Linked DNA regions of Mus musculus: all the other regions are linked to region 2. The links are chromatin loops, found by intact Hi-C in ENCODE. Cell type or tissue: heart. All regions are shown on one strand. Links, peaks and the distances in the headings refer to the core of each region. The heading gives the core; the rest is flanking DNA.

Region 1 (4,000 bases), core at 1-4,000, 410 kb before region 2:
ACTTTCCAACTTCTTCAAGCCCTAGAACCTAAGACCCACCACTCCATCCTTACTGCAGCCCTTCTGTTCTAACCCAGAGTCAACTGGTACCCACTATTTTTCTCTTCCAAGTCCATGTGACACCCCCCTCCCCCAACTGAGCCTGGCTCCTTACAAGTGTCTCCTCTCTCCTCCACCACAATGGTTAGAGTCCACACACCCCACTCTGGTCTCCAACCAAAGCATTCCAAGACACTCGTGTCGGGCCCCGTCTCCTTAATGCTCAGCCCAGCCTGGGCCTTTAGGCCAAGCTCAGAGTTTCTGTGCAGATCTCCCTGATTCTCAGGGCCCCATACTCTTCACATATCTTTTGTTTTGTTTTGTTTTTTGAGACAGGTTTCTCTGTGTAGCCTTGGCTGTCCTAGAACTCACTCTGTAGACCAGGCTGTCCTCAAACTCAGAAATCCACCTGCCTCTGCCTCCCAAGTGCTGGGATTAAAGGCATGCGCCATCACGCCCAGCGCTTTTTCATGTATCTTCTAGCTTTCCACTATGCTTTTCCAAGTGCGGGGCTGGTCTACCAGCACAGAGCTCCAGGTAAAAATCTGAGCTTCCCTTTACCTGTGCCCAACACTTCTGGGAAATCTGCCTTGTCTTTGTCTCCTTCTGTGGCACAGAGTCATAGAGGCCACAAGTACCCTGTGGTGCACATGTGAGCTGGCATTTAACCAGCCAGACACAAAACACTGGCAGAGCAGCTAGGCCTGATAACCCCATACCTAGGAGCAGATATGAAACCAGATGGGTCCCATATGGCTTAAAAAGCTCTGTTTCAGATACAGAGTCTGATGTAGCCCAGGCTAGCATAGAACTTGCTATGTAGCTGAGGATAGCCTTGAACATCTGATCTTCCTACATCCACATCCCCGGTGCTGAGATTACAGGCACAGGACACTACATCTGATTTTACGTAGTGCTGGGGACAGAACCCAGGGCTCTACTCACACAGTCTATCAATTGAGTCACCTCCTCTCAGCTCTCTAAGCATCCTTTATTATTCCACCTTCGCCTAACCCATGGATCCCTCCAGGGCCAGAAACAACACATCTAACCCCCAAGCCCCAAAGTGTGGGGGTAAAAAGAGGCCCATTCTCTTTGATCCACCCAATCCATATGCCAGAGGTGGCCAGAGACGGCTGGAACATCGGGCTGTAAATGTGAAACAGAAAGGAAAGAGGTGGGACCAGCTCTGTCCTACGCTGCCAATAAGTCCATTCTCACTCACTCACTGCAACTCAGCTCAAAGTCCAGTAGTTTCCACCGGAGAAGGCGCTTCAGGGCCCTGAGTTGAACCTCTCGCCTCTCTACTGACAGAACCCCACACGCTACTTAACAAGGAGCCCAGACCCTGGTTTCTGGTTAGATAACTAACCTGGTTTCTGGTTAGATACTCCCTGCATGTATTTTTTAATCCTCTATGCATGACTGGCTCTGGACAGAGCAGACTCTTTCATGTAGGGACATCTCTGGTGACGATGTCTAAAAAGGGGCTATGGCCCTTCATCTGCTCCGTGCTTGAGATCCTGGAGGACTGAATTTTCAACCCCCCACTGTGACTCTAGGAGATCGCTGGTCTCCTCGGCCTGGCAGCAGGACAGCCCTGGCAAACCCTTCTCCCCGCCCCCACCTCCTGCCTGCACATACCAGCCCGGTCAGCTTCTCACGCAGGCCCCGGATGTCATCCTTCAGTTTCTGTTCCTTTATCCGCCATTCAGCTTTGTGTACTTCACGGCTCAGGTCTCTCTCGGGCCCTGGGGAGTGGCGATTGGCTTCTAACAGCAACACCCTCAGCTCGTTCAGACTCCTGGAGTGGGCAGATAGTCACATCAATTCTGCAACTCTGTAGTATGAGCCATTGGACTGGAGGTTCACTACCACCAGGGGGCGCCAGCCACAAGGCAATGGTAACCAGAGCCAAGCAAGAAGGATGTGGCATGGGTCAACCACACCCAAGAGGAATAGCTTTTGGATGTGGGATGATCAAGAGGACTTAGCTGATCTTAGAGCTTTGGGGTTTTTTGTTTCTTCTTTGGATATTTACTTTTGTTTTCTGTATAAGGGTGTCTGGTCTTCGTGTATGCCTGTGTACCATACTCATGCTTGGTATCCTCTGAGGCCAGAAGATTGTGTCGGACCCTTTGGAACTAGAGGTGTAGATGCTTGTGAACCACTGTGTAGGTGCTGGGAATCAATCTGAGATCATATGGAGGAGCAGATATCTCCCCAGACTCAACACATTTTTTTTTTTTTCGAGACAGGGTTTCTCTGTATAGCCCTGGCTGTCCTGGAACTCACTCTGTAGACCAGGCTGGCCTCGAACTCAGAAATCCGCCTGCCTCTGCCTCCCGAGTGCTGGGGTTAAAGGCGTGCCGTGCGCCACCACGCCCGGATTTCAACACGTTTTTTTAGACTTTTTTTTTTTTCCCCTTTTCCCTTTTTGTTTTGAGGCAGAGTTTCATGAAGCCTGGACTGGCCTCCAACTCTATGTAATACCTTGAATTCCTGACCCTCCTGTCTCCCCCTCCTGAGTTTGAGGATTACAGTCACAGCCATTATGTCTGATGTACGTGGTGCTGGGCACAGAATTCAGATGTCCTGCGTGCCGGGAAGGCTCTCTACCAACAGAGTCACATCCCACAGCCTCGGGGGAACCTCTTGACCTCTTGAATACTGAGATCACATGCACGATCGTGCTCAGCGACCCGGCTGGATTTAGAGGTAAATGAGATCATTATTTCCAAGTCAGAGAGGCCAGGCAAGATACCTCAGTGGGTCAAGGTGCTTGCCACCAAGGCTGAGGACCTAAGTTCGATCCCTGGGGCCCATACAGTGGAAAAAGAGAGCGGACTCCAGCAAGTTACATCTTCTGTCCCCACACACATTTTTATAGCATGTACAACTTCCCATAGGCAAATAAAATAAAACAGAACAAAAACGAACCTGAAAACCATGTTGTTACTTATGCTGGATTAACTGGGCACGGGGCCTCACCCCTACAGTCCCAGCACATGGAAAGCTGAGGAAGGAGGACTAGGGAACTCAAGGCAAGCCTCGGGTATGCAGGGAGAGCTTGTCCCCAGAAAACAGAAGTTAGGGCTGGAGAAACAGCTCAGTGGATCAGAGCATTGGCTGCTCTTTCAGAGGACCTGGGTTTGATTCGCAGCTCTCAGATGGATGCTTGCAGCCATCTGTAAGCCCAGATCCAGGGGATCTGAGGTCCCCTTCTGGTTTTCACAGGCAGCTGAATACACACAGTGCATATTCAGGCACACACACAATCATAAATAAACAAATCTTCAACACACACACACACACACTCATCTCTATCACGTGCTGCTTGCAGCGTTGCAGTTAGAACTCTGAGGGGCTGGAGAGATGGCTCAGCGGTTAAGAGCACTTAATGCTCTTGCAGGAGAATCAGGTTGGCTTCCTAGTGCCCACGGGTTGCCTCACAACCATCTGCAATTCAACTTCCCAGGGATCTGATCTCCTGACCTCTGAGAGTACCAGGCACAACTTAGGACACACAGACACACACACAGGCAAAACACTCATATTCATAAAAGAATCACATCTAAAAAGATTAAAATAATAATGATGGTAATAGAAATAAGAAAAAAGAAAAGATCTCTGCAACCTCAGAGGCCGAGTCCCGGGCGCTCACCTCTCTTTCCGCAGCAACTCCTGGCTGATGTGGACCAGCTGGCCGGAGGCATCGTGGGTCTTCCGAGACACAGCCTCCAGCTCTGCCTCTAGGCGCCTCTTCTCCTTCAGGAGAGAATCTATCTTCTTCTCTCCTGATTTGCACTTGTTTTCTAGAGCTGGGGGAAGCGGCAGGGAACGGAGAGAGTTCAAACACAGATGGAAACTGGGGGTGTGGCTCAGTGTGTAGAGCCCTGGCCCCAGCAAATCAGAGGCCCTGGGTTCTATTCCCAGCACCACTTAAACTGGAGTGATACCA
Region 2 (4,493 bases), core at 279-4,278:
AGAGAGTGTCCTCTGACCTCTATACATGTGTTGTGTAGTTCACACGCCTACAGTCACACAAATGTGTGTGTTGCTAAAATCCCTTCCATGGAGGAGTGTGACCATCTTATTCCCCTCTTCCCAAGGTACCACTGACAAACCAAAGTTCTACCCAGAGAACTAATAAGTTTATTAGGTTTTCCTATACAGTTTGAGCAAAGGACTATGGGCTCACAAGAATGGGTGACCACAAAGCAGCTACCCTGGAAGGTCTGCATGCAATGTGACAATGCAGCTTGACGATGTCTCCCTTGTGACCATAGAGTTGACATCCCCTTCCCGTAGTCTTCCCCAGCCTGTGTACTCCAGCCTTCCCAAAGCCATGTGCCGTAAGGGCAGGGCTGTGTACAAACGGCTGAAAATAAGGTGAGAGGATCCAGTGAGCCTTCCCTGCCCTCCCATCTATGAGGGACCACCAGCAGTGAACCAGCACGGCCATGGGAATCTTTTGCACACAGACACAAAAGATGGTTGGTTGTTCAGCTTGGACGATAGTCCTGCAGTGAGCTGAGGGGCAGGGGCTGGAGCAGCAACAGGAAGGATACGCTAGTCCTTTCTCCCAAACCCTGGTCCCAGGCAACCAGGGTCTTTAAAGGCCTGGGGTATTTATCTCCAAGGCTCTAAAGCAAATGCAGTGATATCTTGGGGCCAGGGATCCCAGAGATCAGATCCCATGTAGCTATGTAAAGATCCAGTGGGCCGGGATGTATATACCAGAGGTCTGCCTAAGCAGTCTGCAGGTAGACTAGCTATCAGATGGGGCACTCAAGAGCAAAGCCTGAAGGGGCCTCCAGAGCCGGGATTGGTGGTTCAGGCCCGTTATCCCAGCTATTGGGAGATTGAGAAAGGACTGCAGTTTCAGGGCCTGCATGGACCAATTGCTGAGACTCTATCTCAAAGTAAAAGGAGCCCAGAGTGATGACACACACCTTTAATCCTAGCACTAAGGAGGCTGAGGCAGGCAGGTCTCTGTCTACATTGTGAGTTCCAGACCAGCCAGGGCTATGTCATCTCAAAAAACAAACAACATCAATAATAAACTAAAAACAGGGGTCTGGAGATGTAGATGGCCAGCTGGTCTGGCGAAATCAGTGACCTTCAGGTGCAAGGAGAGAGGTGGAGAGTCATAAAGGGGACACCCAGTGTCAACCTCCTGCCACCACATGCATGTCTGCACATGTGCACACATAATGAACTCATGCCACACGGAAGCAGGGGAGCTAGTAAAAAAAAAACAATTGCCAGTGTCAGTCCCACAGAGAGACAGTCTCACCTCAGTTCAATGCCAGGGCTGGTTCCACCCTGGCCCCCAGCCCCACTCTGCTTACACTGTGCCCCCCCCACACACCCTACTCAGACCTTTGTCACCTTCCTCTCCCTTCTTGGGTTTTGAACTCCTCTCCACCTGTATTTTGCTGTTTCTGTCTCAATGCTGAGGCCTTAACCCTGGTTCCTGGCAGCTCAAGCACTTTCACGGGTTTGGTACCCAGGTCCTCCCAATAAGTTGTGGGTGCTCTGGAACCCAGAAGAGACTGCCCTTTAATCAGGGGCCTGTAGGTCATTCCACAGGCTCCAGCCACGTTGAACAAAAAGAGCCCACTCAGGTCTCTCGAAGGCAGGTAAGTTGCTTCTTGTATTTGGAGGAAGAACGTGGAAGACACATCTAACCTAGACCATTTACAGTCATAAGGGAGGCACTAGCTGCCCTGAAGATGAGGAACAGGGTGAGGCTGGGGAACGTAGGTTCTCTGAACCTCACACACACACACACACACACACACACACACTCACACAGATGCCAGGTCTTGAGCTAGGGAAAGGGGTGATAGGTGACGGCTGACCCTCAGGAAATCAGCCCCTCCTCTTTCCTCATACGCATCACTCATCTAAGGCCAGGACTCTGCAGAGCCTGGGTGAGCCTGGGTCTGAAGGAGCCTGCCTTTGCCAGTGAGAGGCTGAGGAGACTGGAGAAGTCTTCCCTTGCCTGGGGGAGGTTGATAGTCTGTGCTATGACGTTTCTGGAAAGAGAAAAGAGCAAACGAATGCATGTGTGTGGGGGGAGCAGGATGGGTAGATGGGGGTGGGATGGGGGATACATTTGGGGATAGACAGATGGATTTAGGAGCAAAGGGATGGAAGAATGAATTTGGGGTGTATGGATGGATGGGTGGGTGGGTGAGGGGGTAACTGAACTTTTGGATGTATAGAAGGATAGATGGATGAATTTGAGGTGTTTGGAAGGATGGTTAAATGGGTGAATTTTGAGTGGATGGAGGGATGGGTAGATAGAGGGAAGGAGAAAGGAGGGAAGGAGGGGGAGAGGGAAGGAGGGATGGAAAGATGGAGGGATGGATGAATAGAGGGAGAGAGGGGAAGGGAGGGAGAGATGGGGGAGAGAGGAGCAGAGAGGTGAGGGAGGGAGAAGGGAGGGAGGGAGGGAAAGGTGGGAAGAAGGGAAGGAGGAGAGAGAGGTCCTCTGGATAGTCGGCGGGTGTGTATATGTAGCGGTGAGCATGCAGACCCATTCCTATATGTGGGTGAATGGATAAGCTACTTTCAGACTTTAGGAGAGCTACTCCAAAATTTTGCCTACATCTCTAAACTGTGAGCTCCTGGCACCCCCAAGAGGTCAGAGCCTCTAACTGCCCAGCTCCCTTTAAATCCCTAGGGAGCTAAGGACCAGGGGCATAGATTTAGACATAGCAACCTGGGAAACAAAGCCATCTGGAGACCTGAGCCGACGCTGACACATTTCATGACCTTGGGAATGTCCGATCTCAGAGGCCCAGTTTTCTAGTGTGGAAAATGAGAGTCAAGCCAGATGCTAGGGTTGCTAGGAGACGAACTAAACGATATGTAAAGTGTCAGAGGAGGTTGATGCCTGACACCTGAGAGGCACGTGAGGAATGTGATTTCCTTCCAGAAGTGCTGAGCCTGGGATTTCACCCCTGTGCGCTCACAAGCACAGGTACACAGATGCACATGTGCACACATGGCACAGAATAGACTTCCACAGAATAGCGAGGCAAAAAGATGGTGAGTCGGAGGGGCAGGTGGGGGACACATTTATTCTCCAGGGGTTTCAGGCTGGGGTGGGAGGGGTCCAGACTCAGTGGTGGAGGATTCTGGAATTAAGAACTGAGGCGGGGGCCCCGAGGTCTCCTGGGATTTGACTTCCTGGGCCTGGGCCAGTTGGGTTGTGTGTTCAAAGGCAGCTTGAAGCAGGTGGGAAGCAAGGCAGGTCGTCCAAGTGACAAGATAGGCCAGGTTCCAGGAAGTGAGTGTGGTCCTGTGTTCCACCCACAGGTAGAGGCGTCTCAGCAGGGCCGGGGCTTCCAGCAACACAGAATTCTGCAGGAGGGTCCGGCCAGGCAAGAGCATTGGTAAGGACTGGAAGGATGGCTCAAGTCGGCCAAGTTTGAGCCCCGGCCCCAGCCCTAGCATTGTGGAAGAAAAGAAACAAACCCTGATGCTGACACCCACTTGTGTGCAACATGCAAATTTTTTTAAGTAACATTCTATGAGCCTGGTGGTGGGAGCGCACCCCTTTGATCCTCAGCACTTGGGAGGCAGAGGCAAGCAGAGCTGTAAGAATTCAAAGCCAGCCTGGTCTACAGATGGAGTTCTGGGACAGCCAGGGCTTCTTAAAGAGACTTTCTGGAGAAAAAAGTTAAAAGCAATGTTGTACGGGGCTGTAGAGATGGGTTTGCGGCTAAGAGCAAATACTGCTCTCGCAGAGGACTCCAGTTTGATCTCTATTAACCACATTAGGTAATGTAGGTACAAGCTCACAACTGCCTGTCACTACAGCTACAGAGGATCTAATGCCCTCTTCTGGCTTCCTGCCATACACACACACACACATGCACACACACACACACACACACACACACACATTAATAATAATAATTTAAGAGAGACAGACAGACAGCATGTTAAGTGGCCCCCAGGACCTTCCCATGGCCAGTACTGACCAGCTGTGGCCACACCCAAAGTCCCCAAGCTCATCAGCCTGCATCCCTGTTAACCCACCTGACTGGGCAGCCAGCCCAGACTAAAGTGATGGGCTTTCTGCATCAGCTTCCAGGTTAGCAGCAGCAGCAGCAAAGCTACCAGCATCAGGCTGTGCAGGCAGGATAGAAACAGGTCCCTGAAGGTGGCTGGAGACAGACCGAGAGGTTCACAGACACAGAGATGCCCCAGGGCCAACCTCACAGTACGAGTGCAGCACAGCCCGACTCTGTATGCCAGCCTGGGTCCCCAGAGCAGCAGCCACATGGGGACCCACAGCAATGTTAGTCCAGCTCGAAGGGCCAAACTCAGAGCACAGGTTATGATGACTTCCGGAAGCTGGCGGGCCTGGTCACTGCCTGAACCCCGGGCTTCCTGGGCCAGCCCCAACACCCAGTGCTGAAAGATGGCCATCTTCAGGAGCAGAAAGCGGTACAAGTGAG
Region 3 (4,493 bases), core at 284-4,283, 390 kb after region 2:
TACAAAATTATCATTGTTATGACTACTTTAGTGGTGCTGGAGAGTGACCTTAGGGCCTCCTACATGCTAGGCAGTAACTCGACCACTGCACCATGCCTCCCTGCCCCCCCCCCCCCACTCCTCACTGGGGATCACTGTCTCTTCCCTCTCTTCTTTGAAACAGGGTATTTGTTTATGTTTTTTAGAGACAGGGTTTCTCTGTGTAGCCCTGGCTGTCCTGGAACTCACTCTGTAGACCAGGCTGGCCTTGAACTCACAGAGATCCACCTACCTCTGCCTCCCTGAGTGCTGGGATTAAAGACGTACACCACCACCCATCAGATAGGACCTTGATAAGTTACACAGGCTAGCCTTGAACTTGTTCTCCTGCCAAGGCAGGTCTTGAACCTGAATCCCTTCCATTCCAGCTCCTTTAATAGCTGTGACTACAAGCCTGCATCACCAGGTCCATCCCATAAGAGGTTCCCAGTAGACAAAAGCCTTGCTGGGACCTAGGCTGAGTGAGGATGTATGGAGCTATCTTACTAGTGGCTTCTATGATGCCCCATTCTAGACTCTCCAAAAGAGATCTGAGATTCTCCATCACTGTCCCAAGTCTGCAGCCACCTTGGGTTTCAGGGACAGCAGAGCTTTGAAGACAGGATCGCCAAGGATGAGATCAGCTTCCGAGCAGACACAGTCACCTGAACCAGTGTGTCCCCTCAAACAATGACTTCTGAGGATCACCTCACAGAGCTGAGACATTGATCCACCAGACTATGCTCTGGCCAGGCCTGCTTAACCACGCCTGCCTGCTACTTACCCTGATTCTTTCTCATATTAAACCTAAAGCTCATGTCAGTACCCCCAAAACAGTCTTGGGATTGCCAGCCTCCTTATCTGTCTCTCTTTCACATACAAAACTTGGTTCAAGCTCTCTGCTTTCTCCCAGCATTCTCTTTAATTGCACTGGGAAGGTAGCCAAGGCTAGTTTCAAGCAAGGGCTTTAGCCACGGGGGTCTTGTGAGCTCCGAGGGGCTTTTCTTAGAAAGAGGCTCAGCTTGCAAAGTGCTTGCCACACAAGCATGAGGACCTAAGGTTGATTCCCAGAGCCTAGGTTAAAAAGTCAGGCATTGTGGCTTGTGCTTGTAACCCCAGCATGGGGGAGGCAGAGAGAGGCAAATCGCAGGAGTTTGCTGGCCAGCCTGTCTGCCCAAAGCCATGAACTTTAGTTTCAGTGAGAGGTCGCATCTCAGGAGATAAGATGGAGCTGTGTGTGGTGGTGTACACCTTTAAGATCAGCACTATGAGCCGCGAGTGGTGGCGCACGCCTTTAATCCCAGCACTCGGGAGGCAGAGGCAGGCAGGTTTCTGAGTTCAAGGCCAGCCTGGTCTACAGAGTAAGTTCCAGGACAGCCAGGGCTATACGGAGAAACCCTGTCTTGAAAAACCAAAAATAAAAAAACAAAACAAAAAAAGATCAGCACTATGAAAGCAGAGGGAGGTGGATCTCTGAGATTGAGGCCATCCTGGCCTTTACAGCAAGTTATAGGCAGCCAGAGTGAGGTTCTGTCTTTTATAAAAGTCACCGGCCAGATGGTGGTGGCGTACGCCTTTAATGTCAGCACTCAGGAGGCAGAGGCAGGCAAATCTGAGTTCAAGGCCAGCCTGGTCTACAGAGTGAGTTCAGGAAGGCCAGGGCTATATACTAAGACCCTGTCTCAAAAATTTTTTTTTCTCCAGAGTGCCGGAGGAATGAGCCCCTGTCTGTATTTTGTCTGTGGAGGGAGGGGTACACTGGAGTCAGGACACACACTGTACCCTTGTGTGGGGCCAGCCTCTATTACCACCCAGGTCCCCTCTCTGACCCTGGAACCATTTCATTCCAGCAGTGTGGAGATCACATCCCTGACTGGGCCCTGCTGTCAGCAATGTTCTGCCTGTGGTATAGTGAGCATCCCAGGGGTCAATGGCTGCGACTGACAGCATGACGTGGGCTATGTCGCCCCCTATCGTCTGATGCGCTCCGCAAGAGCCAGTTTGATCCTTGTGGACTGGGTTCTGAGAGCTCAAATCCTTATTTCTCTCTCTGTCTCATTGTCTGTCTGTCTCTGTCTCTGTCTCTCTGCCTGTGGTGTGTGCATGTATGCTATGTATCCCATGTTGGGGTGCAGGAGTTGTTTCCACCACGCTGGCCCTGTGGCTGGAACTCAAGATGACCAGGCTTGGCCACATGTGCCGATGCCCTGTGTGAACTCACAGTCCTTCAAATTCCGTTTTTGAAAGAGAGAAGAAAGACTGAGGGAGGAGGGTAGAAAGCCTGAGGCTACGCTGGGCAAATGAGACTCTATGTTAATATAAAAAACACAAAGAAGGGCTGACTGGGTGTGTAGCTTAGCTGTAGGAATTTCCCAACATGCACAAGGTCCTCGATTTCAGTGCCCAGCAGTGGATAATAACCACCAAACCAGCAACTGGTGGAGCGATGGGATCCGAGGGCTGGGGTGTGTTTCAATGTAGAACACTGGCGAGCACGGGTGGGTGCTTAACCCTAAGCACTTGTACTCTCTTCAGACCCACCTGTGCCACAGACCTTCCTTCCCTGGGACTCAGAGGCTAATTCTAAAGTGACCCTGGGGATCCGTTCCACTGTGGCTAGAGCAAGGCCTGGGAGGGGTCATCCCTACTGTGTCTGCCTAGGAAGATGGTTCTGGAAGCTTCCGGTCCATTCTAAGGCAGCCTTTTCCACCCTAGGTGAGTGTGGCCACACAATGGTGGCAGGCTGAGCACTGCAGAGCCCAGACCTCTGGCTGCCCAGAGGTGGTGAGAGACACCCATTATCTGTTCCCACATTACCAGGGAGTCTGGCTATGTGGCATCCACACGGACACATTTCACAAGAACACACATACAAAGCATGAAGCATGGAGAAGGAGACAACACGCTGGGAGCTAGAAAGGGGATATCAAAGCCCTGGAACCCACCTTACCTGAGAAGGGTGGATAGCTGGAAACGGTGGGGGCATGCCTGTCATCCCTGCTACTGGGAAGGCTGAGGCAGGAAGATTTCAAGTTCAAGGCTTATCTTGGCTACAGAATGAGTTCCAGGCCAGCATAGGCAACTTAGGAGACTCTGCCTAGCAAAGGAGAGTTTAAAAAAAAAAAAGGCTGAGTTGAGATATAACTTAGTAGCAGAAAAGCTGCCTAGAATCCCCCAGAAAGGGGCTGGGGGTGTGGCTCAGTGGTAGAGCCCCTGCCTAGAATCCCCCAGTGAGGGGCTGGGGGCGTGGCTCAGTGGTAGAGCCCCTGCCTAGAATCCCCCAGTGAGGGGCTGGGGGTGTGGCTCAGTGGTAGAGCCCCTGCCTAGAATCCCCCAGTGAGGGGAAACTAAAAGAGGAAATTGTAACGAAGTCACCTTGACTATGCTGGATAGCCTTGCATGCTCTCTGGTTCAGGTATCAGAGGAGCAGCTGATGTCAGGGCAGGGAGACACGAGGGACCTCGCAATGCTTACTGAAGTGCTTGTGTGAGGACAACTGGGGGAGCCATTCTGCTGCATTCAGCAGGAAGAAAATCACAAGGGCACCTCTAGCAGGTGCTTCACACTGTACCCAGCTGTATCAGTGACCTAACCGAGACCTCCCCCTTATCCTTGAACAGATGTGAAGCATTCTCTGGGGTAGCCATGCTATGATTTCTTTTCCCAGTTCCTCGGAAGAATTTGAAGTCTTCTTTCTTTTTTTTTTTTAATATTTTTTATTACATATTTTCCTCAATTACATTTCCAATGCTATCCCAAAAGTCCCCCATACCCTCCCCCCCACTTCCCTACCCACCCATTCCCATTTTTTTGGCCCTGGCATTCCCCTGTACTGGGGCATATAAAGTTTGCGTGTCCAATGGGCCTCTCTTTCCAGTGATGGCCGACTAGGCCATCTTTTGATACATATGCAGCTAGAGTCAAGAGCTCCGGGGTACTGGTTAGTTCATAATGTTGTTCCACCTATAGGGTTGCAGATCCCTTTAGCTCCTTGGGTGCTTTCTCTAGCTCCTCCATTGAATTTGAAGTTTTCTGTCCTATTGCTTCTCCAGCCATGGTTGAGCTAGCCACTGTGACAAGACACCTGCCATAAACAAAGATGGCTTACACTGGTTCATGTTCCAGGGACCTTAGAGCATGGTCAGCTGGGCCTGGGCAGAGGTAAGCAGGTGGCAGCTGGATGGCAGGATGCAGCAGAGCTGCTCATTTCATGGTGGCCAGAGACAGGGCCAAGCTAGTCCCAATGGGGGGGGGGGAAGCTAGTCCCAATTGGGGGGGGGCGCATTCTCCCAACCAGGCTTCCCCTCGTATAAGCTCTTCAGCTATGAACTCATCGGTGGGTTGACAAGGGTGACTTGGTGCCCTCCTGATCTATTCTCTTCTCAGGAGTGCCCTAGCTGGGACCTGAGACTTCCACACGGGAGCTTTTCCACCCAAAGGACACATCCAAATAGGGACAATGGTACAGGGTGAGC
Region 4 (4,493 bases), core at 194-4,193, 150 kb before region 2:
GCCCCCAGCAAGTAAGTCTCATGGGACAGATGCTGTTCTTATTCAGTCTCTGACCACAGCCCTGTCCAACCCCGCCCTGTAGCCTCCTGTCCCCAGTCCAAGTTCAGGTTCCCACAACAATGAGGTCTCTTAGGGAAACCAGACCCCAGCAGATGGTTCATAGGTTCACACCTCTTTCCCCACAGCTGGATGCACCTTTCATCTGGGAGCAGACTCCTTCCTCCCCATAACCCAACATGCCCGGTCAGGATACATATCAGATGACCAAAAGGATACCTTGAGGCTCAGCCTCTGATACCAGCCATGTCCTGATTGCCAGGAGATGGGCACTTTCCCCAGCTCACGCTCTGGCCTGTATTCCATCTCAGCAAACCCTCATACAGGCATGGACTCGCTCACGCTCACACACACACAGTGACGTCCTACACCTGGGCACCAGACGTCTTTAGGACATTTTTTTTTTAAGACAGCCTGATAGAACCCAAATGGCTCACTAGGTAGCCAATGATGTCTTGAATTCCTGATCCTCCGATGACCACCACACAGGTATGTGTCACCACGCCCACCTAGTTTACTCAGAGCTTTGAGAATGTTTAGCATGCCTTCCATCAACAGGGACGTCCTCAACCCTCCTGGTTGCTCTTGAGACGGGGTCTGGTTGGCTTTGAACTTACATGTTGGGGGTCACAGGTGTGGCTCACCACGCCCAGCTGGGTGTTGGACTTTGGCAGATCCCATCACACAACTTCACGGTTTGCCTCCCTGTACCTCCATCTGTCTAGGAACGGACTTGTGAACAGACCTTCATACCATCCCAGACACATTTCCTTCAGGGACATGCTTGGCTAGAACCTCACACTGACACCTGTGCAACATAGTATGAAACACACACGGGCGCATACACACACACACACACACACACACACACACACACACACACACACACAGAATCCGAACATCTCCAAGCAAAGACAAACCAGGATTGTCTCTCCCCAGGCTGGTATGTACACAGGTGTGCACAGGTATGCAAACTGCCACCACCACTGGAAAGTACTCAGGTGACTCAGAGGACCCCTTCGAGCTTGGACAGGAGGTAGGGACCATCCTGACTGGCGGGAGTGTAGCTTTGACAGGACCCCTAACACGGAGCTGGCTCCCAAGAGGAGACAGTTCCCAGAACCCTCCCTGTCTCGAGGAGGGGGGATCTGGAGCTGAAGGGCTCATCCATCTCCGGGATTCCCCATCAGTCTTGCCACCTGGCCGGCAGGGTCCCGCAGATTGTGGACAGCGTGGGACCAGCGAGGGGCAGCGTGGGACCGGCGAGGGGCCCCTTACCTCCAGGCTGCGCGGGATGGAGGAGGTTGAGCAAGAGGATCAGCAAGACGCCAGGCTGCGGGACTACCGCTGTCAGACCCGCCATCTCGGGGAGGACTGCCCCAGCCTGCTCTCAGCGCCTCGTTTTATCCCCAAAGCGTAATTGCTGCCTGGTAGGCTGCTGTGAGGGAAGGAGGGAGGGAGAGAGGGCGGGTGAGAGGAGGGCGGGAGGAGGGGGAGCTGGGGGAGGGGGCCGCGGGGGAGGGGGCAATTACGAAAGGCCAGACTTGCAAGCCTCCTAGGCTGAATCTGCCTCGACTATGGGTCTATTTTCCTGCACACACACACACACACACACACACACACACACACACACACACACACTGACGCGCGCGTGCTCTGCCCCCCCCCCCCCCCATCGCTTTCCCGCTTTCCCTCTGTAGCTGTTTGCTTGCTCCTGGCCCTGTTCCCGCCAGAAAGTGCAAGGGGGGCCTTTGCCAGGACAGCCCTCTGGAGAGGAAGCAGGAGGGAGGGCCCAGGCAGCCCGGCCAAAAAATCCCAGCCCTAGCCAAGGCTGGAGTAGCCAGGCCCCCGCCCCTCTGCCTGGGCCCCAGGCCCAGTGTGGGGACACAGGCCAGCTGTCCCGCGCCTCAGCTCCCACCCTGGTCCTGCAGACACCCCAACACCCCCAAGCCTGGCTAGAGACAGGCTTTACCCAAAACTGGGTTAGGTAGGTTGATGGGGCTAAGGGAGTCTGCCTATAGAGTTCAAGGTCTGCGAGCAGAATTGTCTGGGAGAGAGAATAGGATAGACATGGTACCGTGGGGGCATTTTAGGAACAGATTAGAGACCTTGACATACGATCTAGTTCATCATGGTTGAGACAGGTCTTAGCCATCTGTTTGAAGCCTGGGAAAGGGTGTTGGATCTATGGGTCTATGGTTGCAGAGACCAAGGGGCTGAGGTCAGGCGAGTGGCTTGGGAGTGAGAGCCATGTATTTAGTGTCTCCCTAGGGCTCAAAGATGATCCTTGCATAAGGTGTTGGTTGGTTCTGTAAGGGCCACGAGCACAGCTTTGCACCGCCCCTGAGCAAGGCACAGTGTCCAACAGAGGTCATACTGGGTCTTAGGTGCCTGGTAGGGAACATGGAGGTGGGAGCTCTGTGCAGGTGACTATTAACTCAGTATTCTCCTTCTTGCTTGTTCACCACCTGTCCAATGCTCTCACTTGCATCTGGAAACTGATTCTCTTGGAGGCTCTGGGAAGGCTTGATGATGCTATTCCTCTACTGGCCAGAAGGGGGCAGCCTATGCTGAACCAGCAGAGAGCCCTCCAGGAAAGCTTGCGATCAGTGCCCTGGCCACCCTGTCCCTGAGCATATGGAGATCCTGTAAGGCTTTAAGGAATGTGAAGTGTAGGTCAGAGAAAGATTATGTCATTCTCAGACTCCTGAGTGTATGTGGAGTACTGTAGGACAGGAGAGGGAGATGGTTGCTTGCTGTATACAGGTCATAGTTGGTTAGAAGAAAAAGTCTAGGCCATAGGTCCTAGAGTCTTTCTCTTGTAGGGGGTGGTGCAGAGGGGTGAGTTAAAGATGTCTTATCAGATGTCTTATACAGTACAGGGCATAGAGGAGTCTGCAGAGATGACAGCATTGGCGGAGGTGGGGGTGGGAGATCAAAGGCAGGTGGCTTAGGTGGACCTGGGCTAATTTTTGGTTCTCTTGTCTTGGTGCTCTTGTGTTTCTTCTTCTTCTTCTTCTTCTTCTTCTTCTTCTTCTTCTTCTTCTTCTTCTTCTTCTTCTTCTTCTTCTTCTTCTTCTTCTTCTTCTTCTTCTTCTTCTTCTTCTTCTTCTTCTTCTCCTCCTCCTCCTCCTCCTCCTCCTCCTCCTCCTCCTCCTTCTCCTTCTCCTTCTCCTTCTCCTTCTTCTTCTCCTCCTTCTCCTCCTCCTCCTCCTTCTCTTTCTCCTCCTCCTCCTTCTTCTTTTCTTCTCCTTCATTTCCTCCTCCTCCTCTTTTTCCTCTTCTCCCTCTCCTACTTTTCTTCCTCTTCCTCCTTCTCTCTTCTTTCTATCCTCCTTCATTTCCTCTCTCCTTCCTTCTATTTCTTCCCCATAATTCCCTTTACTCTTTCCTTTCTCCCCCTCCTATGTCTTCCTCTTCATTCTTCCCCCTTCCTTCCTTCCTTCCTTCCTTCCTTCCTTCCTTCCTTCCTTCCTTCCTTTCTTCCTTCCTTCCTGCCTTTCTCCTTCTGTCTCCTTTCCCCTCCCTTCTCTCTTTCCTTACTTCTTTTTCCCTCTCTCCCGTTCCTCTCTTCCTCCATTTCTTCCAAGATGCTCACAGTCTCACTATATAACCCAGGCTGGCCTTGAACCCCAGAGCCTCCTGACTCAGCCTCCTGAGCATTGGGATAATTGTGTACCTCTGTAGAGCTCGCTTGTCTCATCTGTTTGCTGATGCCAGCTATCCTTAACTAGGAAACTCAGCACAAAGACAAGGAAAGCTTGGGCACACGTTTCTACCCTGAGCCCAGAAGTGTTCTGTATCCATTTGGTACCAACAGTATCATGGCTGAAGCTAGGTCTACAATCTCTGCCCCCGTTTGTGGTGTAGCTGTCTGGCTCAACAGAGCCTCTACTGTGTCAGTCTGAGATCTTAGACAATTTCCCCCATCCCATGATCTACCACCCAAGACATCACCAGAATTTTGGAAAAGGGAGACATGATAGGAGGATCATCTCAGAGCTTGGCACGGCGCTTGTGCGGCGGGAGCAGGAGGTCGTAGTGTTCAGTTCCATTGTGTGTGTATGTGCCATGGCATGCATGTGGGGATCAGAGGAGCTTGCAGGAATGGGCTCACTGCTCCCTCCAAGCGGGTCCTGGGACTTGAACTCAGGTCATCAGGCTCTCCAGGAAGCTTCCTTTACTCCCTGAACCATCTTCATGACTGGAGGATAGAGTGATACCAGCCTGAGTTAAATAGCATGCTCCAGGTTAGCTTGGGCTGCTTTGCAATACCTGATCTTATAGAGCAAAAGACATGGGTATAGTGGTGCATTCTTGGAATCTCAGCACTTGGGAGGCAGAGGCAGAAGAAACAGAAGTCCAAAGTCATCTGTGTTACGTAGTGAATCTGAAGCCAGACTGGGCTCCATGAGACACACACACACACACACACA
Region 5 (4,493 bases), core at 284-4,283, 190 kb before region 2:
GTGGCTTATGCTCTAAGCTTGGTTGGCAATATGCTCAACTTGGGGGGCGGGTACTCCTTCCATAGTTGTCTCCTGTCCTAGAGCGATTTTTCCATCTACAGACCTCACGTGAATTTAGTTTCCAGAACCCCACTGATTGTCCCCCAGAGCCAAGCAGATCTGAGAACAATACAAGAGTTAGCCATACCTCCACCTGGGAATGGCCTGGCTCCTAGGACACCTCCAAGGCCAGCAGCACCTGGGGAGAGGACAGAGGGGCGTCAGAGTGGACACAAGGCTGCTGGCACTCTGGACAAGACCTTCAGGGGTACCATGAGACAGGCAGGTGTGGGTTGTGGTAATGGGGGTACAAGCCTGTTGGAGACAGGGAGGCCACAGGGGAACTCACCATATTTGGCTGCCTTAGCAGCTGCAGCAGGGGACACACCTGGAGGAAACAGGAGAGTTCAGCAAAGCCACCTCTCTCTCCCACTCCAGCCCACTTAGCTGATCAGCATCTGCCCCTGAGTTGTCCACCCATATCCACATCCCACCATTCCACCATCCCTCCTCCTTCACACCCATCTTTCTAATAGTCTCTGTCTCTGCCTTTCTCTCTCTCTGGTGCTAGGAATGAACTCCAGGATCTAATGCATGCTAGTGTCCTACCATTCAGTAATGCTCTTCTAGCTCTTCACTGGGGATTCTAGGCAGGGGCTCTCCCACTGAGCCACATACCTAGCCCCTCACTGGGGGATTCTAGGCAAGCACTCTCGTACTGATCACGCCCTCAGCCCTTCATTCTAGGAAGCATTCTACCTCTAAGCCATACTCCCAACCCCTCACAGGGGGATTTTAGGCAAGTGCACTACCAGTGGACCTTAAGCTGCTATTATATGTCTAGTCTTGGGGCATACCGCACACAGGGTAGTTTAGGTAGGGAGACACAATGGCAGAGAGAGGAGAGAGAGAAGCACACATCCACCGTGATGGTAGAGACTTTAGGGAAGTAATTCCTCTCCAGAATGAGAAATGGGTCTGACTATAATATGCTAATAAGCCCTCACCTGGTGGGTTGACAGAGAGGAGAAGACAGGTGTTTAGGTACCTCTGTGTCAGCAGGCAGCCTGGTTCCTGCTTGCTTAAGCTCTCTACCCCTTTGCTTTCAGACATGATCTAACATATCCTAGGCTGACCTTGCACTCACTAAGTAGCTCAGGTTAGCCTTCAACTCATGATCCTCCTGCCTTCGCTTCCTGAGTGCTGGATGACAGTCTGTTTGTCTTCATACCGGCTTTGGTACGCCTCTTTCTCCTTCTCACTTACTCCTTAACTCCAAGGCCTGCAGCTTACCTCCACCAGCTCCCAGTCCACCGGCTCCCAGTCCACCAGCTCCCAGTCCACCGGCTCCCAGTCCACCAGCTCCCAGTCCACCGGCTCCCAGTCCACCGGCCCCCAGTCCACCGGCTCCCAATCCTCCGGCTCCACCAAGGCCTGAGTGAGGGGAGACCCATGCATTACACACACTGTCAGAAGACTCTCATTAAGACCCTGTTGGCAAGGGGTCTCTGAGCTCCCAGTCATCTCTGGGATTCCCAATGGCCAGAAAGTGGCTGGGCCCCAGGGGCTTAGGGATTGGCCAGGGAAGCTGAACTCTTGCTTACCATACTGGGCAGCCTTAGCAGCAGCTTTGGCAGCAGCAGCGGCAGCAGCAGGGGGTGCAGCTCCTGGGAACACAGGGACTCAAGGAGGAACTGCATGGGAGTCTCAGGCTCCATTGCCAGCCAACCCATTTTGGGGACAGCAAAAACATACCTGCTACTCTACCGGGAACACCAGCCCCACCAAGTCCTCCAGGTCCACCGAGACCTCCAGGGCCACCGAGACCTCCAGGGCCACCAAGGCCACCTGCTGCTCCTGTGGAGAGAGGACCCTTAAGGGACAGTACCCATATTTTCATTTGTCGTTTGAAGACCAGATCACTTATAGCTCATGTTGGCTTTGGGTTTTCTGCATGGCTGAGGATGGCTTAGAACTCTTGACCCTCCTGCTTTCATCTCCTAAGTACAGGAGTTTATAGGCATATGCTATATATATATATATATGCCTAGAACTTTGTTCTTTTGACTTTTGTTTTTCTGTTTTTTGTTTTTTGTTTTTTTGTTTTTGTTTTTGTTTTTGTTTTTATTTCCCTAAGACAGGGTTTCTCTGTATAGCCCTGGTTGTCCTGGAACTCAGGCTGTAGACTGGGCTAGCTTTGAACTCAGAGATATACCTGCCTCTGCCTTATAAATGCTGGGATTAAAAGTACCACCACCACCCAGCTACTTTTTTTCTTTTTTAAAAGATTTATTTATTTATTTTATGTATATGAATACACTGTAGCTGTCTTCAGACAGGCCAGAAGAGGGCATCGGATCCCATTACAGATGATTGCTGGGAATTGAACTTAGGACCTCTGGAGTCAGAGCTGGACTTTAGAGGAGTCAGTGCTCTGAATCACGGAGCCATCTCTCCAGCCCCTACTTTTTTCTTTTCTTTTCTTTTTGTCCTAGTGAGATGGTCTCACTAAGTTGCTGAGACGGACCTAGAACTCATGACCTATTGATCCCATTTCAGCTTCCTGACTGCTAGGATGACAGGTAGCATCCTACCTTCAGAGTCCTATTTTTCAAAGATGTGTTCATACCCTAGGGACATAAGGCAGAAATGCAACCTAGACCTGTGGGACTCTAGGCAAGTTCTCTACCAGTGAATCGCAAACCCAGCCCCTCACTGGGGAATTCTAGGCAGGGGCTCTACCACTGAGCCACGCCCCCAGCCCTTCATTGGGGGATTCTAGGCAGGGGCTCTACCACTGAGCCATGTCTTCAAGCCCTTTGCTTGGGAATCTCAGGCAGGCACTCATCTTTCTTTGGATTATTCTTTTCTGAGTCAGGCTCTCGCTCTTTAGGCCATGCTACCTTTGAACCTGAGATTCTCCTGCCTCAGCCTTTGAAAAGCTGGCTTCCAGGTGTGGTCTGCCATTCTAGGCAGTCATACCAGTTTTACCGATGAGAAGGTTGAGGTAAGGAAGGGGTTAAACAGAATGCTGTGTTCAAGGTCCTAAGGGCAGGAAAGGCCCCAGTGGCTGCTCTTCCAGGAGAGCCTTAGTGCGTTTCCCTGGTAAAGTCTGTTGACTAGGGCCAAGAGCAGCTGGCACAGAACCTGAGAGGAAGCTGTGGGTGACCAGGGGCTGTGTGTGTGTGTGTGTGTGTGTGTGTGTGTAGCTGAGGAATGGGATTTTCCGAGGTGGAAATTGGCCTCAAGTAGATAAACTGTGGCCAGTTGGCGCATCCCTGGCAGAGGCCCCCCTGCCTGCCTCTTGAGGAGGCCAGGAATGTGGGGGTCACAGACAGTGTGGGTCTGGCTAGAGTGCCAAGTGGCAAGGCACGCGGGTCTGCCACGTCCTCCAGGCTGGAGTGTATTGGGCAAAGTCATGCTGACAGGAAAGGAGGAAGGAGGCCTGGGGATGCCTGCACAAGGAATATCCATAACCCCACAGCTCCTTGGCCAAAGGGCGGAGTGGAGCGGGGGCTGAAGCTGCCCAGTCTTGTAGGACCAACATCAGTGACATTCCCTCTGTTCCACAGAAACTGTCAGGGTCGGAGTGGAGCTTGGAGTTAGGAGTTGTTGTGGGTGAGACAGGGTATATATAATACAGCCCAGGTTGGCTTTGGACTCTCCCTGTAGCCAAGGGTAACCTCCTGGCTCCACTCTCCAGGAGCTGGGATTATAGGTGTGTACCACCATGTCAGGCACAGCAGGCGTGTTTGGCTGCCACACGGGGGTTAATGGGCAAGTGGTAGGACTATGGCTGTCATTCAGATGTCCCTCAGAATGACTGCTCAGCCCTATACTGTCAAGGCTGGTGGGAGTGACAAGGGGACCAGTTGATGTGTAGCACTCACCATATTTAGCAGCTTTGGATGCAGCCAGCGATCCAGGTACTGTGGAAAAAAGGAAAGCGGTCAGCTGCTGAGTTCTGGACCTGGGGTTCTGTAACCTCTTCCAGGAAGCCCATCCTGACTTCTTCTATCTAGATCATATGTTTTAAAGCCCTGAAACTCTATAGCACTCTAGCCAGGGGGCGGGGAGGGGTCACTTGTAGATACAGGGCTCCAGTATTTTACCCTGACATTGTACAACTGGGACTCTTATGCTTGTCCCTTCTTATACCCTCTAGGCCCAGTGTTGCCTTACTGTGACTGGGCCCATAGTGAGGTTCAGCAGTCACATGATGAAGAACTGGGGTTCCTAGTGACATCCTTGTCCTAGTGCATTTTCAGAAAGATAACAGACTGGCCTGGAGAAAGAAACTTCTACCTTCCTTTCTGTGGGTGTTAGGTGGGCTCTTTTAACTGGTCTACAGCCTCGTTATACCTCCCTCTAAAACCTTACATTCTGGAGTTGTTGGGCATCCCCTCCCTCTCGTACTACCCCATTTGCTCTATTTCTGCTTGGTACTGGAAATA
Region 6 (4,493 bases), core at 201-4,200, 250 kb before region 2:
GTTCTTCTCACTCTGAGGAACCATTGCTCCGGGGGCAGGGGTGGGGACGCTTCCTGGACTCTGGTGACCTGTTCCAAGCTGAGATGTAGTGCCCTCTCTGGATCCCAGTGGATGTTTGGCTTTGCTGGATGAGGGGCACTGAGTCCTCTGACCAGGAGTATTCCAGGGTCGGGGAGGGGCAGCAGAAGAGTGCAGGCGCAGTTCTCTAAGGAAACAGGAAACAGCAGCACAGACAAGCGGTGTCTAAAAGAATTTTATAAGTTGGATGTGGGGTTACATGTCTAGAGTCCTAGCTATGGGGGAGGCAGAGGGAAGAGGATTGAAAGTTGGAGGCCACCCTGGGCTATACAGTGAGACTCTAGCTCAAAAACAAAGAGTTGGGATGTAGAACAATGGTAGAACCCCTGCCTAGAATCCCCTAGTGAGGGGCTGGGGGGCGTGGCTCAGTGGTAGAGCCCCTGCCTAGAATCCCCCAGGGAGGGGCTGAGGGCGTGGCTCAGTGGTAGAGCCCCTGCCTAGAATCCCCCAGTGAGGGGCTGGGGGCGTGGCTCAGTGGTAGAGCCCCTGCCTAGAATCCCCCAGGGAGGGGCTGAGGGCGTGGCTCAGTGGTAGAGCCCCTGCCTAGAATCCCTCAGGGAGAGGCTGGGGGCGTGGCTCAAGCTATAGAGCAGCTGCCTAAGAATTTCCTGTCATGGGTTTGGAGGCATGCCCTGCTTAGGAGAGAGAGACAGTCACACACACACACACACACACACACACACATACACACACACACAGATATTAAAAATTTTAAATTCTATCATTCTCCCTATAACAAAATGGTCTTTGTCTTCTTTCTCTTTCTTTTCTTTCTTTCTTTCTTTTTTTCTTTCTTTCTTTCTTTCTTTCTTTCTTTCTTTCTTTCTTTCTTTCTTTCTCCTTTCCTCCCTTCCCTTCCCTTCTCTTTCCCTTCCTCTCTCCCTCTTTCTTTCTTTCTTTCTTTCTTTCTTTCTTTCTTTCTTTCTTTCTTTCTTTCTTTCTCCCTTCCCTTCCCTTTCCCTTCCTCTTCCTTTCTTTTCCTTCCTTCCTTCCTTCCTTCCTTCCTTCCTTCCTTCCTTCCTTTCTTCCTTCCTTCCTTCCTTCCTTCCTTCCTTTCTTTCTTTCTTTCTTTCTTTCTTTCTTTCTTTCTTTCTTTCTTTCTTTCTTTCTTTCTTTCTTTCTTTCCCTGAGGCAGGGTTCCACTGTGTGGCCCTGGCTGTCCTGAAACTCACTCTGTATAAACCAGGCTGGCCTCAAATTCAGAGATCCACCTGCCTCTGCCTCCCAAGTGCTGGGATTAAAGGTGTGTGTCACCACACAGCATGTTTGATTCTTTTAAAAATTCTTTACTTATGTCGGGCGTGGTGGCACAATCAGGGCTCTTAACTGCTGTGCCATCTCTCTAGCCCCAAGAAATTCGTAACTGGTTGTGATCAATTAGTTGTAAACACCACTACTCTCAGTGAACACTCTCCCCGTTGGGGAATTGAACCCTGGTCTCTCCTGTGACAGGCGGGAATACTGACCACTATACTAATAAGGATAAGGTCTTTTTTTTTTTTTTTTTAGTTTTTCGAGACAGGGTTTCTCTGTGTAGCCCAGGCTGTCCTGGAACTCACTTTGTAGACCAGGCTGGCCTCGAACTCAGAAATCTGCCTGCCTCTGCCTCCCAAGTGCTGAGATTAAAGGCATGCACCACCACCACCTGGCACTCTTTTGTTTTTTAAAATTTATTTGTATAATCTTTTGTCTGCATGAACATCCCATGTGGTTGCTGGGATTTGAACTCAGGACCTCTGGAAGAGTAGTCAGTGCTTTCGACCACGGAGCCATCCTCTCCATAAATCAAGGATTTACTTCGCTTAGAACTGTGGAGCTTCAGATGTTAGACCCATTGTGGCTCAGCTCTGGTGAAAATCTGATAATACCTGGTGTCAGAAAAGTGGGAGCACATGCGAGAGTGGCCAGGGTAGAAGAGGGACAGAGTGGGTGCCAGGCTCCCCTGTAACAGCTGCTCTCTCAGGAACTGCTCTAATCTCTTCCAAGAGTGGTGCCTCAGAGACTTGATTACCTTCTGAGAGGTCCTAGTTCTTAAAGATTGTACTGCTCTGCTGGACATGGTAGGCCATGTCTATTATAGCTTTCAACAGGTAGAGGTAATAGGCTATGGTGGGAGGCAGAGACAGGAAGATCTCTGTAGCTAGGGCTATGTAGTGAGACGCTTTCTCCCCCCCCCCAACCCCTCCCCCCCAAAAAAAGAGGCTGAGGCCAAGGCCATCCTGGGCCAAATACTGACACCCTATAAATGAACAAATCAAATCATAAAAATGTACCTAGAGGCCAGGGCAGTGGTGGCGCACACTTTTAATCCCAACATTGAGGCAGAGGCAGGTGAATCTCTGCATTCAAGGTCAGCCTGGTCTACAGAGTGAGTTCTAGGAGAGTCAAGGCTACACACAGAAACCCTGACTCAAAAAAACAGAACTTTTTTTTTTTTGAGGGGCTGGCTTTTTTTGGGGGGGTTTAGCTGTTCTAGAGGATGAAGGTTCCATTCCCAGCTGCCACCATGGCTGCTGCTATCCATCTGCAACTCCAGCTCCAAGGGATCCGCCGCCCTCTTCTGGTCTCTGAGGGCACTGCAGGCACTTGCATACACGCAGGCAAAACACATAAACACATACATACAAAATAAGAAAATTCTTTAAAAGAAAATGAAACGTCTTTATTTTGTTTTTTTTTTTTTTTAAAGATTTATTTATTTATTATATGTAAGTACACTGTAGCTGTCTTCAGACACTCCAGAAGAGGGCGTCAGATCTTGTTACAGATGGTTGTGAGCCACCATGTGGTTGCTGGGATTTGAACTCTGGACCTTCGGAAGAGCAGTCGGGTGCTCTTACCCACTGAGCCATCTCACCAGCCCCTTTATTTTGTTTTTGTTTTTGATTTTTGTTTTTGTTTTTTTTTTTTGGACACAGTGTCCCACTATGTTGCCCTGGGTAGCCTGGAGTTTGCTATGTAGGTCAGACTGGCTTCAGATTCAGAGATTCATCTATCTCTGGAGAGAGTGGTTTGGATTAATGGCATGTATAAACTTCTAACATATTACTTTTTGTTATTGGGAGAGGCACACGTTGTCACATTATGCATATGAACGTTAGAGGAATTGGTTCTCTCTCCCCACCATGTGTGTCTCAGGGATGGAACTCGGGTTTGGCAGCCAGCTCCTTTACCTACTGAACCATCTCACTCAACCAAGTTACCCATTACTGCATTCGCTCAGATAATCAATAGATATTCTAATCCCCCTCCTTATGCCAAGTCACAGCAATCCTAAATCCCTCAGGATAATGGAGTCAGAATCCCTAGGAGTAAGGAGAGTGTTCTCTGTAGGGCTGGTGTTCAGAACCTCTAGGGAAAGATGTTTATGGGCATGGTGGTGTCCGCCTGTAATCTCAGCAGTCCAGAAGCCGAGGCAGGAGGGTCCCATCTTCTAGGCCAATGTAGGCTACAACTTGAGTCCCTGTGTTAATATGAACACACCGACCAACCCAGAATCCAGTGTGCTTTATAGCTTGTACTCAGATCTCTGACGAGAGCTACAGGCATGCTGCCTGTGTGTTGTAAAGTGTTGGGCATGTGGCCAAACGCTTGCTGTTTGTAGAGCCATTCAAAGGATTCCTGGAAAACTCAAAGGAAGTTTGTTCTCTCTTCATCTTCCAGGTCACCTAAGTGCCTGCTAGCGTGAGAAGGTGGGTGGGAGGGAGTGGTAAGACAAATGGTCGTTCCAAAGTGAGGTTGTGAAATTGTCCTCGAGCTTGAACCGCTGTGACTGTGCCAATGTAAGTAGGATGCTGATACCCAGAGCACAGAGCATCTGAGAGCAGCTTGTTACCATCCACAGCTGCCTGCGACCAGGCATGGGTGGGAGCCAGTGCTAGAAATCTGTAAGGATAGCTTGGGCTGGCCCTTCCTGCTTTCCTTCCTTCCCTCCCATCCCCTTCCCCTTCCCCTTCCCCTTCCCCTTCCTTCCTTTCTTCCTTCCTTCCTTCCTCCCTCCCTCCCTCCCTCCCTCCCTTCCTCCCTCCTCTCCCTCTCTCTCCCTCCCTACTTCCTTTCAGCTTACACAAAGCAGGTTATTGAAAGAAAATAATCTGAGCAGTCCTGTTCATAGAGCAATCACAATGACCATTCCCCCACCTTCCAGTGCTATCAGAGGGGATGGAAGTGACATTTTCAATCCCCCCCCCCATTTTCATCCCTGATTGAAGCAAGATCTCTGAGGGTTGATTGGGCTCCAGGTCCAGAGGGATTGGTTGTTTCCTCCTGTGGTCCAGAGGTTAATACACAGGGACAGGGATGGTACATCATTGGACCACATCCTGGGCTGCCTCCCTGGCTGGGGGAGGAGAGCGGCCCACCAGTCATTCTGCAGATGGTTACCTTGCCAGAAGGATTGGTAACATGAACAAAGG
Region 7 (4,000 bases), core at 1-4,000, 400 kb before region 2:
GAGCATGTCCATCTGGGATGTCAAGGCTGTCACCTCTTTGTCCCTCTTGTTCAGCTTGTCCTGCAGGCCTAGGAGAGAAAGGAGAGATGGGGACCCATGAACACCCAAAGTGTGGGCAAGAGGTGAACCTTCCTCAAGGAGTCCTAAAAGGGGTCATACTCAGCCTCTAGGTGAAAGTCTTTTCTCATCTTCTGAGCCACTGCCCAGAGGAAGAGGAAGACCCAGTAGTAAGTGGTTTAGGGAACATGGATCCTCACCTCTTTAGCCTCCTCAAGCAAAGGATGGAGGAACAGTGGAATAAAGATGGTGGCCACAGAACCAGAAAGAGGATCCTGTGTTGGATTGCTTTGCAAGACCATCAGGACAATGTTTTAAAAAAATACTGATGGCTCTCAAGTTAATTAGTTTATCTATCAGCAATCTCTTTCATATAGCCCAGGCTGCCTCAAACATATTACATAGCTGAGGATAGCCCTGAACTTCTGTTCCTCCGGCCTCTACTTCCCATGTGCTAGGATCACAGACATGCATCACCAGGTCCAGTTGTATATGGTGCTGGGGATAGAACCCAGGGTTTCATGCATGCTAGACAAGCACTGTACCAAGCCGCACCCCCAACCCCCAACTTATATCTACTTTCCTTGAAATAGAATTTTGAGGGCTGGAGAGATGGCTCAGTGGTTAAGAGCGCTGACTGCTCTTCCAGAGGTCCTGAGTTCAATTCCCAGCAACCACACGGTGGCTCACATCCATCTGTAATGGGATCTGATGCTCTCTTCTGGTGTGTCTACAGACAGCTACAGTGTGCTCACATAAATAAAATTAATAAATAAATCTTAAAAAACAAAGAATTTTGAGATATAGTCCAAGTTAAACTTGAACTCATGGGAATCCTATCCCACATGACTATTTTTTGAGACAAGGTCTCAATATATAGCCCAGGCTAGCCTTGAACTCACGGCAGTCTTGCCTAAGCTTCCCTAGAATTGGGACTATAAGCATGTGCGTGGCTAGTTTATGTATGATTTTGGGGGAAATGGGGGTTTGAAACAGGCTTCCTGTGTGTAGCCCTGGCTGTCCTGGAACTCATTCTGTAGACCAGGCTAGCTGCCTCTGCCTCTGGGTACTGGGATTAAAGGTGTATGCCATCACACCAGCTTATATCTAACTTTTATTTATATGATATAATTTATATACTCTAATCCTAACATTATTTATCTAATTTTTAAAAATAAGGTAAACACCAAATAAGTTACAAAAGCCAGCACTAGGCACAAAGGCTTCTGTTTTCTAGAGGGACGGGACTGTCACCAAGGTAAGAGCAATTGACCACTTGTAGTCCGAAGCTCCTGAGATTTGCAATTTGACCCCTACATCCTTTGGTTTTTCCCTTTCTATAAATATCCCAGACAGGGAAGGTAGCCCTTTACCTTTAAACGTTTCCAAATTCCATTAATTTTACTGTGTAGATGTGTGTGTGTACTACAGCTTGAAGGTGACAGTTAGAGGACGACTTGCAGACGTCCAGTCCCCTCTGCCACCATGTGCCACCGGAGATGGGACTCAACTCGTCAACCTCGACAGCGAGCCTTTTACCCACAGAGCCATCTCAACAGTGCATGGAAAACAGTTTTTGTTTGTCTGCTTCTTTTTTTTTTTTTTCTTTGAGACAGGGTTTCTCTGTACAGCCATGGCTGTCCTGGAACTCACTCTGTAGATCAAGCTGGCCTTGAACTCAGAGATCTGCTGCCTTTGACACCCAGGAGCTGGGAATAAAGGTATGTGCCATGGCCTCCAGGTATGAAGGTGGTTCTTGAATCTCGGATATACCTCTTCCTTCCCTGATCCCATGACACTCACTCCTGGAGGGGTGATTACATACAGCAGGCGCTCACTGAGTCGCTGATGGCAGACCTCGTGACTCAGCTCCAAGGTGGCATCCAGCTAGCTTTCCACAAAGCCTGACTCCTACCCGAGGCTACTCACCCTCTACAGTCTCCTTCATCCGAATTGTCTCCTCAGAAAGGTCACTGGATTCGATCACCTGAAAGAACAGTCCTGTAAGGGGACATGCCTGCCATACCACCCAGGCCACACCTCCACCTGTGAAAAGGGGCCCTGGGGATGCAGGGACCCAATGCGCCAGCAGGGGGAGCAGACACACTTGGATCCCTCTCCTTGAGAAAAGGGAAGCTCCCACTTGGCTTCCAGCTGCCTTGTAAGAATTCCCCTGCTGCCCCTGAACTGCTATTTTGGGGAGCAAGGAGCAGAGGGTGAAACTTGGGACCTTTTTCATATTAGGTAAGTGTTCTACCACTTAGCCACACCCCCAGCCCCTCACTGGGGGATTCTAGGCAGGTGCTCTACCACTGAGCCACGCCCCCAGCCCCTCACTGGGGGATTCTAGGCAGGGGCTCTACCAATGAGCCACGCCCCCAGCCCCTCACTGGGGGATTCTAGGCAGGGGCTCTACCAATGAGCCACGCCCCCAGCCCCTCACTGGGGGATTCTAGGCAGGGGCTCTACCAATGAGCCACGCCCCCAGCCCCTCACTGGGGGATTCTAGGCAGGGGCTCTACCACTGAGCCATGCCCCAGTCCCTCCCTGGGGGATTCTAGGCAGGGGCTCTACCACTGAGCCACGCCCCCAGCTCTTCAATCATAAAACAAGCACTCAATGTGTACAACAGAGCCTGGATGGCCCATCTAGGGCCAGCTCATCTAGGGACTTAACTGCCTTGCCTTCTTCATAATACTTAGTAGTAAACTCAGAAGCCAAGGAAGAAAACATTGATTGGAAAAGAAAACCCGGTGAGCCAGGAAGCTGACTCACTTGGTAAAAGGCAAGCAGTGGGGCTGGAGTCTGGGCCCCAGAGCCCACATAAAAAAAGGCTGGACACCACAATGGTGCACAGTTGTAATCCAAGCATTGGGAACCAGAAGCAGGCCGATCCTTGGTGATGAGTGGCCAACCATTCAACCTAGCCTACCTATGTCACGTGCTCCAGACCAGTCCAAAAAAATAAAAAGTTGGTACAAAAAGGTTGACCTCTGACCTCCACACATATGCACACCATAGACGCATGTGCACACACGTGAGCATGCACACACATACATACACACATGTATCAGCAAGGTGGAGTATGGTGACTCAGATCTGTAATCTTAGCACCTGAGAGTTAAAGACAAGAGGATAGAGAATTTAGGGTTCTCCTCGGCTACAGAGCGAGTTTGAGGGCAGCCTGGGCTATGCAAGACCCTATCTCAGACAAACAAATAAGGAAAAAAAAAAAAAGTTCCTTCCTGAGAGAAAGAAACAAGGCAGGAAGATGTCTTTTCTTCTAAGACCTGGAGCTACAGATACTTGATTCCCTAAACACCACACTGCGAGAGATACCGTGAATGGATTAGAGAGTCAAGCTCCTAGCTGACCCCTTGTAAGGGTATTTTAAATGAGTTACTGGGGGCTGGAGACACGGTTCAGCAGTTAAGAGTGTGCACTGCGCTTGCAGATTACTTGAGTGTAATTCCCAGCACACAAGCCAGGTGGCTCACAGCCACTCGGAACTCCAGCTCCAGGGTACAGGAAGCCCTGGCCTCCATGGGCATTGGGTATGCAACATGTGCATATCTGTGCATGGTTAAACACAATAAACCTCGAAATGGACCAGTGCACGATATGGAGCACAGAGCCAGTTAAAACATCCTTCTGGGCTTGCTAGAACGAACGGGGCTCTCTACACTCCCTGACATCCCTCAGGGACCAACGGGGCATGCTCATCTGGGGCAAGGACCATAAAGGTAGGCATTTCTAGACTTGGGACAAAGCGGGTCATGGTGGCTGTGACCTTTCTAGAGGCTAAAGGGACATCTTCGTGTCCCTGGATAGGTGTCTGATGAGACAAGGATCTGGGAGGCACAGTTTCTGTGCCTTTCTTGTGGGTGGTACCTGAGTGCCAGGTACAGAGAGCAAAAGCGGCTCTGGGCAGCCCTAGCCACAG

Evidence for each region. Peaks named below come from ENCODE experiments on the same cell type or tissue, not always from the same donor. Only the 100,000 strongest peaks of a DNase experiment are listed, where the experiment ranks them.
Region 1: a loop joins it to region 2, with 6 times the contacts of the local background. A loop is called at or near these places in 12 of 42 quality-filtered maps.
Region 3: a loop joins it to region 2, with 6 times the contacts of the local background. A loop is called at or near these places in 8 of 42 quality-filtered maps.
Region 4: it touches region 2 in a loop (6-fold over the local background); 19 of 42 quality-filtered maps call a loop at or near these places.
Region 5: it touches region 2 in a loop (6-fold over the local background); 4 of 42 quality-filtered maps call a loop at or near these places.
Region 6: it touches region 2 in a loop (3-fold over the local background); 3 of 42 quality-filtered maps call a loop at or near these places.
Region 7: it touches region 2 in a loop (7-fold over the local background); 12 of 42 quality-filtered maps call a loop at or near these places.

The regions. Positions count from the first base shown.
Region 1 is chr5:134,492,526-134,496,525 of GRCm38, forward strand. Clip2 (CAP-GLY domain containing linker protein 2) reads right to left here. Exons shown (of 17, transcript NM_009990.3): 13 at 3,704-3,860; 14 at 1,684-1,843. Among named protein-coding and RNA genes, the nearest start is that of Gtf2ird1, 38 kb to the left of the region's middle. In heart, for the core only: a CTCF peak has its summit at 1,920 (motif pointing right); a DNase peak (open chromatin) is centred at 1,916.
Region 2 is chr5:134,898,506-134,902,998 of GRCm38, forward strand. It overlaps Tmem270 (transmembrane protein 270), which reads right to left. Exons shown (of 3, transcript NM_194065.3): 2 at 4,072-4,493; 3 at 3,088-3,390. The coding sequence ends at 3,106. Among named protein-coding and RNA genes, the nearest start is that of Tmem270, 6.0 kb to the right of the region's middle. In heart, for the core only: a CTCF peak has its summit at 2,675; DNase peaks (open chromatin) are centred at 2,710 and 3,266; H3K27ac peaks cover 521 bases.
Region 3 is chr5:135,284,450-135,288,942 of GRCm38, forward strand. No RefSeq gene overlaps it. Among named protein-coding and RNA genes, the nearest start is that of Fzd9, 36 kb to the left of the region's middle. In heart, for the core only: a CTCF peak has its summit at 2,002; a DNase peak (open chromatin) is centred at 1,952; H3K27me3 peaks cover 520 bases.
Region 4 is chr5:134,745,822-134,750,314 of GRCm38, forward strand. It overlaps Eln (elastin), which reads right to left and starts at 1,502. Exons shown (of 37, transcript NM_007925.4): 1 at 1,336-1,502. The coding sequence starts at 1,420. It overlaps Gm30003 (a long non-coding RNA gene), which reads left to right. Exons shown (of 4, transcript XR_868587.3): 1 at 1-1,487. In heart, for the core only: a CTCF peak has its summit at 2,605 (motif pointing right); DNase peaks (open chromatin) are centred at 580, 1,320, 1,850 and 2,520; H3K4me3 peaks cover 1,230 bases; H3K27ac peaks cover 1,398 bases; H3K27me3 peaks cover 1,179 bases.
Region 5 is chr5:134,706,178-134,710,670 of GRCm38, forward strand. Eln (elastin) reads right to left here. Exons shown (of 37, transcript NM_007925.4): 28 at 3,930-3,968; 29 at 1,795-1,896; 30 at 1,644-1,706; 31 at 1,333-1,473; 32 at 389-427; 33 at 188-238. Among named protein-coding and RNA genes, the nearest start is that of Limk1, 20 kb to the left of the region's middle. In heart, for the core only: a CTCF peak has its summit at 2,381 (motif pointing right); a DNase peak (open chromatin) is centred at 3,294; H3K27me3 peaks cover 1,675 bases.
Region 6 is chr5:134,648,496-134,652,988 of GRCm38, forward strand. No RefSeq gene overlaps it. Among named protein-coding and RNA genes, the nearest start is that of Eif4h, 11 kb to the left of the region's middle. In heart, for the core only: a CTCF peak has its summit at 2,653 (motif pointing left); a DNase peak (open chromatin) is centred at 660.
Region 7 is chr5:134,498,106-134,502,105 of GRCm38, forward strand. Clip2 (CAP-GLY domain containing linker protein 2) reads right to left here. Exons shown (of 17, transcript NM_009990.3): 11 at 1,987-2,044; 12 at 1-68. Among named protein-coding and RNA genes, the nearest start is that of Gtf2ird1, 43 kb to the left of the region's middle. In heart, for the core only: CTCF peaks have their summits at 2,139 (motif pointing right) and 3,538; a DNase peak (open chromatin) is centred at 2,136.